Regions from separate parts of the Homo sapiens genome. Here region 1 is linked to region 2. Evidence: chromatin contacts called from ENCODE Hi-C or POLR2A ChIA-PET data. All regions are on one chromosome and are shown on one strand. Each heading gives the region's core, a stretch centred on a gene start or an enhancer-like site at or near the end of the contact. The rest is flanking DNA. Distances are from core to core; before and after follow the strand shown. Region 1 holds the start of PROM1 (prominin 1). Region 2 overlaps TAPT1 (transmembrane anterior posterior transformation 1).

Region 1 (3,943 bases), core at 176-2,675, 110 kb before region 2:
CACAAAAGAATGAGCGGCGGGGCGGGCGCGGGAAGCCAAGAGACTCCAGGAATTCGCAGCCGCGCAGGGGAGGGGGTTGCCGGAGTAACTTGGCTGCTCTGAGCGCGTCGGCGCCAGTTCCCCGCCGCGGCCCCTGTTGGGCACCGATCGGGGGCGATCTTGCCAGAGAGAAGGGGTTCTGGAGCTAGTTCCTCCCTCCGATCCGACTCCCTGCCCCTCCAGACACGGGCTTTCGGGGAAACTGATCCCGAGCCTCTGACTTTCTACAGCCGTGAAGCTCCTGGTCTGTCCACGCTCCTCTTTGTTGTCCGGTCGGCGTGTTCTGGCAGGGTGCGCCTTGAGCACCCCAGTTCTCCATCTAGCGATAGCCGCGGGTCCCCGCGCATGCAAGCAGAAGGGCCGTGGAGCGAGAGGCTGGGAAGGTGCTTCAAGCCAGGGGTGCATGCTTTCTCCCACGGACGCGGGGAGATGGCCTCGCTTTGTACCCCCATATCCCTACTCCCGCTGTGGTCGGCTGCACAGTGTTGGCCCATTTCCGCACTCAGCCAGGGAAGCTCAGCGCCTCACGTCCCCGGGGCCATCCCTAGAGTTTCCTTTACCGCAGACTCGTTCCCAAGACCCTGGCGAGTCTCACCTCGGTCACCGTTCTCCCCGAGAGCGAGTCCGAAGTCTCTGGGGCCCCGGTCCAGTTCGCACACTCACCTCCGACTCCCGCTCCGGAACCACGGCCGCCGGCTACCCCCACCCCCGCCCCCATCCCCAGTGGATGGAAAGAAGACCCAAGCGGGGCGTCGCGGGCCACCACTCAGACTAAAAAGTTTGGGTTGGACGGGCACCGGCACCACCACGCTCTCCCCGCAGTTCCTCTGGCCCCCAGCCGCTGTCCGGGCCCGCACCACCTGCTGAGGGGCCAGGGAGGCGGCGCAGATGGCTAGGGTAAGGGGGGCGCAGAGCGAACCCGTCCACTCCTCACTGTACACCCCCAGTACAGTGGAAGGAGTGCGCTCAGCCCCGCGCCTGGTCAGCAGATGCCTCTCTCGCTCCGGGATGAGGACCCAGCTACTCACCGTGCACCCGGCTCCCGCTCCTGCTCCCGCCCTAGTCACCGCTGCCGCCGCCCTTCCCTTAGCTCGCCAGACCCTGGCTCGTGAATTATTTATGACCCGGCTTCTGGGACCACCGCGACGGCTTTCGGAGAGCCCGCCTCCCACTGCCGGCCGCGGAGGGGCTCAGGCGGCGCTGCGGCCGGACCCTCGGACGTGGCGGGAGGCAGGAGAAAGGCCCGGGTGCCCGGGGGGACCCGTTGCGGCTTCCTCTGTCCCGGACGGGGACCTAGGTATGGGGCCGCCGTAATGGAAAGGATTCCTTAAACATACTCACCGCGGCGGGAGAGCTGAGAGCATGGCCAGGTGCCGCGTGGGGATCTGCCTCAGTCACTTAAAGATCGCGAAACCCGAGCCCTGGACGCACTCTGATTGGACCGGCTGAGCTGCTTCGCCACGTAGCCCTGGGGCGCCCACCAGCACCTGGACAGCATCCATTTCCTGTAGAGGTGCCTGCTCAACCCCCTGCACTCCCTTCTTGCAACGCTTGCGCCTCTTTTCCCCCCGCAGAGTCCCTTACTTAGAATGCAGCTACCCTCCTAAAAACTCTCCTGTCTCATCCCGGCCGCATTAGACCCTTCTGTTGCCTAATCCCAATGCAATTTAAAACAAAACAAAACAAAACAAAACAAAACAAAAAACAAAAAAACAATCATTTGGATCCTTAGTGTGCAGCAGTACCAATGCTAGTGGCTGAAGCGGTTGAAAAACAGCATAAAGCCATATTCGCTCCCATGTGTACACACAGGCATCTGCTATAACGTGAAGCCACTGCAACTTCTTTTCTCACTGCCTATTGGTCTTCCCGCTCTGTGAGTTACAACTCAACCTCGGAGTCTTCACCTTGCTACTTAGCTGAGTGGTGGAAACCTGTCAGAAGTAATCACTCGGTGTCTAAGTGTCCTCACCAATTTGCACTTCACTCTTATTCACCACTTCTTATCTTGAATTGAGAATACTGTACTCTCCGGCAGGCAAAAAAAAGACTTAGGGAAGAAATGCACCTTCAGGATGGTGTCTAGCATACAGCAGGTGTTTAATACATGTTTGTGATATGGATAGACAGATGAAAGGATGGATGCACAAGCTACAAATGAATGATAGACAGGAACATTAAGTCAGTACCTTTTTCTTTTTACCCCAGAATCTAACATAAAACAGGTACTGGAAAATAAGCATTTTTTGTTTTTAATAGTTAGATTGATCTTGAGTGTGTATATTTCTAGACAAGAAATGTTAGTTCAGAAAACTTCCAAAAAGTACAGTAGGACATGGCAAGGTTAGATGGTTTGGCTCTGTGTCCCCATCCAAATCTCATATTGAATTATAATTCACTGGGAGAGGGACCTAGTGGGAGGTGATTGGATTATGAGGGCGGATTTCTCCCTTGCTGTTCTCATGATAGTGAGTGAGTTCTCAGGATATCTGATGATTTAAAAGTGTGTGGCACTTCCCCTTTGCTCGCTCTGTCTCTCCTTCTGCCATGTGAAGATGTGCTTGCTTTCCCTTCTTCCACCATAATTGTAAGTTTCCTGAAGCCTCTCTGGCCATGCCTACGGTACAGCCTCTGAAACCCAGTCTCAGGTAGTTCTTTATAGCAATGTGAGATCAAACTAATATGGGTGGAAAACAAATCTCTTCTAATCAGGGCAGATTTCCCCTCTGCAGCCCCTGCAGGTCAGAAGTTTCTGGTTGAACATCTGCTGGGGTCCCATAAACCTTCTCCTAGATAGCACTTTTAGGCTGGAGCTAGCAAAAGAGGTGATTTCTCAAAGGAGTGGGTCCTGATCTCCGTCAAAGTTTGGTCCCGCCTCTTTTAATCGCTGTGACTTTGGCTGCTTAATATTTCTCTGAGCCTCAGTTTCCTGGTCTGCAAAATGAAGACAATTATAACTCACAGGGCTCATTTTCATTCCTAATAATATCAACAACAATAGTATCAGTAGAAAGGGGTGAAGCAAGATGGTCAAATAGAAGGTTTGACCACCCACCCCCCACCCCGGCTAGGAACACAATTTAACTGCTATCTACACACACAAAAAGCACCTTTATAAGAACCAAAAATCAGGTGAGTAACCACAATACCTGGTTTTAATTTCATATTACTGAAAGAGGCACTGAAGAAGCCAGGAAAGACAGTTTTGATTTGCCAATGCCGCCAGTCCTCCATCCCCCAGCAGCAGCAGCCTTGTGGCTTGGGAAAGGGAGAGTGCAGTGATTGGGAGACTTTGAATTGAACTCAGTACTGCTCTGTCATAGCAGAAAGCAAAACTAGGCTGAACTCAGCCAATTTCCCTCAGAGGAAATAGCCCATACCAGTGGTGAAAACTTGAGTTTCAGTAAAGTGCTCTGGGGCCCCAAATAACCTTAAAGGCAGCCTAGGCCACAAGGACAGCAACTCCTAAGCAAGCCCAAATGCTGAGCTCAGAGCCAGTAGACTTGGAGGGCATGCGACTTACTGAGACACCAGACAGGGGAGCTAAGGGAGTGCTTGTGACACCCCTACCCCAACCCCAGGTAGTGCTGTTAGTGGCTCTTCATCACTGCATGCCCTTTTCTAGCACTCATGCCTCTTTTACCCCAGCAGAGCTCTCTACTTGGAATGCAGCTACCCTCCTAAAAATGCTCCTCTCTCAAAAACTCTCAGCCACATTAGACCCTTCTGTTGCCTAATCCCAATGCAGTTAAAAAAACAAAACAAAAATAATCATTTGGATCCTTAGTGTCTGCATCAGTCCCAATGCTAGTGGCTGGAGTGATTAAAAACAGCACGAAGAGACCCATTCCTTCTGCTTGAAGAGAAGAGGGGGAAGAGTAAAGAGGACTTTGTTATCTTGAAT
Region 2 (3,834 bases), core at 1,310-3,809:
AATACAAGCCATAGTTAGAAATTAGATCTACCAAACATTGGAAACACATATCCCAAAATGATATAATACCACACTTTTTGAACCAAGCTGATAAATTAACAAAGAAAAGTTGTAGAAACACCTAATGCTACAATTCAGTTACTACGTGGCAAGCACTGTTCTAGACACTCCACATATATTCCTTTCAGTGTTCACAATAATCCTATTTATTTAATCATCTTGGTTTTACAAATGAGCCAAGGGACAGTCAGGAACATGCCTGTGGTTGTACAGTGATTAAGTTCCCACACGGTGCAGCAGGGATGGAAACTTGGCAACCTGGCTCCAGAAGGCATGCTCTTCAGAAACATCTGCACTCTAGACTTTTTAAAACAGAACTTCTAAACTTGCAGGAATCAACAACTCAGAACCTACTATCTTTCTGTAAAATTTTACACTGGATACTTTATCACTGTACCGCAATCTCATCTCAATAAATTGCTGTACAAAAAAACAAACCTATCTATCATTTGGTATTTCTAAAAATGAACGCAAAAAAAAACTGGACTATTATGATATATATACGATATACACATATTGAATTCACTGCTTTCTGTGCACCCCCTGCTCTGGTGGAAGCGTTCCATCCATTGCTAACATCATAATTGGTTGCTGCAGGAATGACTGTGATTTTCAGGAGGAATATTATTCATATAAAGAATACAAGAAGCAGAACCTTTAAAAAACAAGGGTCTTGATTTCTGTCTTCTTCTTCTTCTTCTTCTTCTTCTTCTTCTTCTTATTTTTTGTATTTTTAGTACAGACAGGGTTTCACCATGTTGGCCAGGATGGTCTTGAACTCCTGACCTCAGGTGATCCACCGGCCTCGGCCTCCCAAAGGGCTGGGATTACAGGCTTGAGCCACCGTGCCCGATAAGGGTCTTGTTTTCATATAAATGTCCTTGTTAATAAAAAAGAAAGGCTGCCAAAATAAAAAATTGTTTCTAAGGTGGCATCTTAAAAGACAGCTGTATGTACCACAGCCTCTTTCTAAGAAAAGACCTAACCTCACAAATAAGTTTACCTGGTTAAAACAACTTGAACCAATCAGTTTATTTGTTCCTTCTCTGCCAGGATATTTTTAGATGACTATCTGATAAGCACTTCAAACTCCCTAAGAAGCTTATCCAAGGCCCTGCCATTCAACCCCGAACTGGCTTTTGAAAAATACTTTCATGCTACAGTTCTTATAAATGGCTAAGTGGTGGTTACTGGCAATTCACCTTGCAAATGATGAAAACCCCATATGAAAGCATAAACAAGTGAAACATACTGTTGGGCAAAGTGAAAAACCCACTAATCTAATTTGCAGGTTTGGGTGTATGTCATCACACAAGTAATATTACATCAGGTATTTAACAAAACTTAAACATTTTTCAACATAAGACATTTAAACAGAATTCTTTTAAAAATTTCTAGTAAAACCACCCTTACAGAAACCAAATTAGCTAAATTTCCAAAATTTTACTTTTTATTCTTACAAACATTTCCATTTCCATTGTATTTCTGGTAACTGTACAATTTTACATTGTACAATTTACCAGTTAGAGCATCTCTAGTTGTTTCAAAGGGCTCATAGACTTACAGAAACTGAATTATACAGTAGAGAAAGACGATCAAGGGTAAGCTGTTTCCTTTTCCTCTTTAGGGGAAGATAATATGCTAACTATGATTAAAGTAACATCTAGTAGTGGACAGAAAGATCAAGAAGGAAGATGTGGCACCAAAAATGAGCGAGAAAAATGGGAGAATCCCTGCATAGTTATTTCAAATCAGTGTTGAAACATGCCAGAGTATTAGCATGAGTTATTTCATTACAAAATACATAGACTAGATCTCTCGCTCTCTCTCAATATTTTCAGCCATTTGTGGTATAATTGGAAGAGTGAAGAAACACAAGCACTACTGAAATAAAAATGCAAAATAATATGTTTTTATTTTTGAAAGTGAAATCCTTTTATAATTTAAGTAAACTGGAATAAAGTAGTGAAATCAAGATGTTTTCCTGAATTAGAAAATTAAGTATCTTAAATCTTCAGTTTGACTCATATGTAACAGAAAAATAAATACTTAAACGGAATGATTCAAACCATTTCTTAAACTTTAATTTCAAACTATACTGAAAAAAATAACTTATTTATAAAGCTATGTTCACAATTTTAGTAATGCAAAATAAAAACTGCTTATATGGAAGGAATTAAGCTCAGCCAATTTCTGTGGCTTTGGGGATGAAGTATTTGCTAAGTCTAAGCTAACATGTGTAAAGATGACTTTTGAGCGGATTTTCATGTTAGGTGAAATCACAGTCAAATCCTTCACAAAGAAATGTGGACAAAGCTTTAAGACCAAGTAAAGATGCTATTTTAAAAAGGACAGGGATCCACATTTTCTTCAGTATGTTTCTACCCCCTAATGGCTATGTCTGCCTATCCTGTTTACTTTTGCATTTAATGAATGTCAATTTGGCCAAGAGTATAGAAGGAAAAATCAGGGTTTACTCACCACAAGGAGTCCCTGTGCCACCACATTCCATTCTATAAAGGAAGTGAAAGTGCTCCTCCCTTCGGTCTGATTTACGAGAGAGAAAGAAAGAGAGAAGATTGTAATGTTGCTACGCTACTTAGAGCTCCATGGTGAGGAAACGGGACAATAAAACCTGGTGTTACGAAGACTTTCTAATAACAAATATATTGCTCTCAACAAATAAGCCACATAGATCAGCCCTGGTAAAAGGAAGTAAAAGGCATATTTGTTTCCCCAGAGAAAGTTACCAAGAGCTCTCCCTACTTGTGCTACAGTGGTGGCATCAATCACTTAGGCCAAAATCAAGGCTTAATTTTGTCTAAAAAGAGAAAAATCTATTATAACATATAGGTGAGGTTAATCTTGGGCAGAACTATTTCGAAAGAGGTAAGGCATACGAAGGAAACTCAAAAGGTTAGGAAACTCTCAAGCATCTGAAATTCATAATTCTGGGAGACAAGAGCTCTCCCATGGGATAAACTCTCAAAAGAAAATGATACTATTGCCTCTTCAACCAAGAAAAATAAAAGCCTGTGAAGCCTCATGTGAGAGTTATGCCTAAAGCCGGGCCAGGGGACAGAACATTTGCTCACACATATTTTAGTTGCTCTAATAGTAAAAAACAAAAACCAAAAAACACTCCGGCATTTATTACTTAAGCCTGTTCAACTCATGTATCACTTTCTAAAATGTTTCAGTAAAGTTTTTTCAACAATAACTCAATTCTTGGTACCAGGCTATATCATTTTTCTCTACAATCTTCTTTAACTTTTAACTTACGTGACTGAGAATTCTAAAGCACAAAACGAAGTCACAAATTTCAGGAGAATAGAGGGCTGACAAAAATGCCAGGTAAATCAAATGTACATAATTAGCTATTTTTCATTCAATTCTACAAGCAAATTTGGAAAAAGGATGTTTCGTACCTCTAACATAATATAGAGCAGTCTGCTTTTCTGAAAAACAAAAAATTCTATCATTCTTCCAAGGAATAGACACTTCATATAATAAATCAAAACTTAGTTCTGTTTTATATGTCATGAATCATTAAAAAGATTATCCTCGTTCAAGAAGTTTCTCAAATGATTTCTAAAATGACACTACTCTTATCTGGGAAAGAGGGAAGATATACATAAGTGAATCTGCTTTTAAAGAATTTAGATGCATTTTCTAATTTTTTTTTTAAGTCTACAACAAAATATTTGTGGGCAAAGATTTTTCAAGGTTGTTAATTCATCAGAAACTATTTCAGTGAAGTATTCTTGAGATCAC

The links. A loop is a pair of places that touch in the nucleus more often than their neighbours do. ChIA-PET counts read pairs that join two places held with the same protein, here RNA polymerase II (POLR2A). Pooled maps may share reads with other maps.
Region 1: a map of endothelial cell of umbilical vein shows a loop between it and region 2 (3-fold over the local background). The contact joins the promoter of PROM1 here to the enhancer-like site in region 2. A Hi-C loop is called at or near these places in 8 of 168 maps with a recorded cell type or tissue (A673, Caco-2, Calu3 and 5 more), 1 of 37 single-sample maps with no recorded cell type and 19 of 50 pooled maps. POLR2A ChIA-PET finds 5 or more read pairs at or near these places in 6 of 52 experiments (H1, WTC11, activated CD4-positive, alpha-beta T cell and 2 more).

What each region holds. Positions count from the first base shown.
Region 1 is chr4:16,082,598-16,086,540 of GRCh38, forward strand. PROM1 (prominin 1) reads right to left here and starts at 1,426. Exons shown (of 28, transcript NM_006017.3): 1 at 1,381-1,426.
Region 2 is chr4:16,194,117-16,197,950 of GRCh38, forward strand. All of the region lies in intron 3 of TAPT1 (transmembrane anterior posterior transformation 1), which reads right to left. Among named protein-coding and RNA genes, the nearest start is that of TAPT1, 30 kb to the right of the region's middle. Within about 2 kb of position 2,560, at least 5 of the 41 ENCODE cell types and tissues checked have a DNase peak (open chromatin) inside an H3K27ac peak, as active enhancers do; they include endothelial cell of umbilical vein, where a contact is called at or near this core.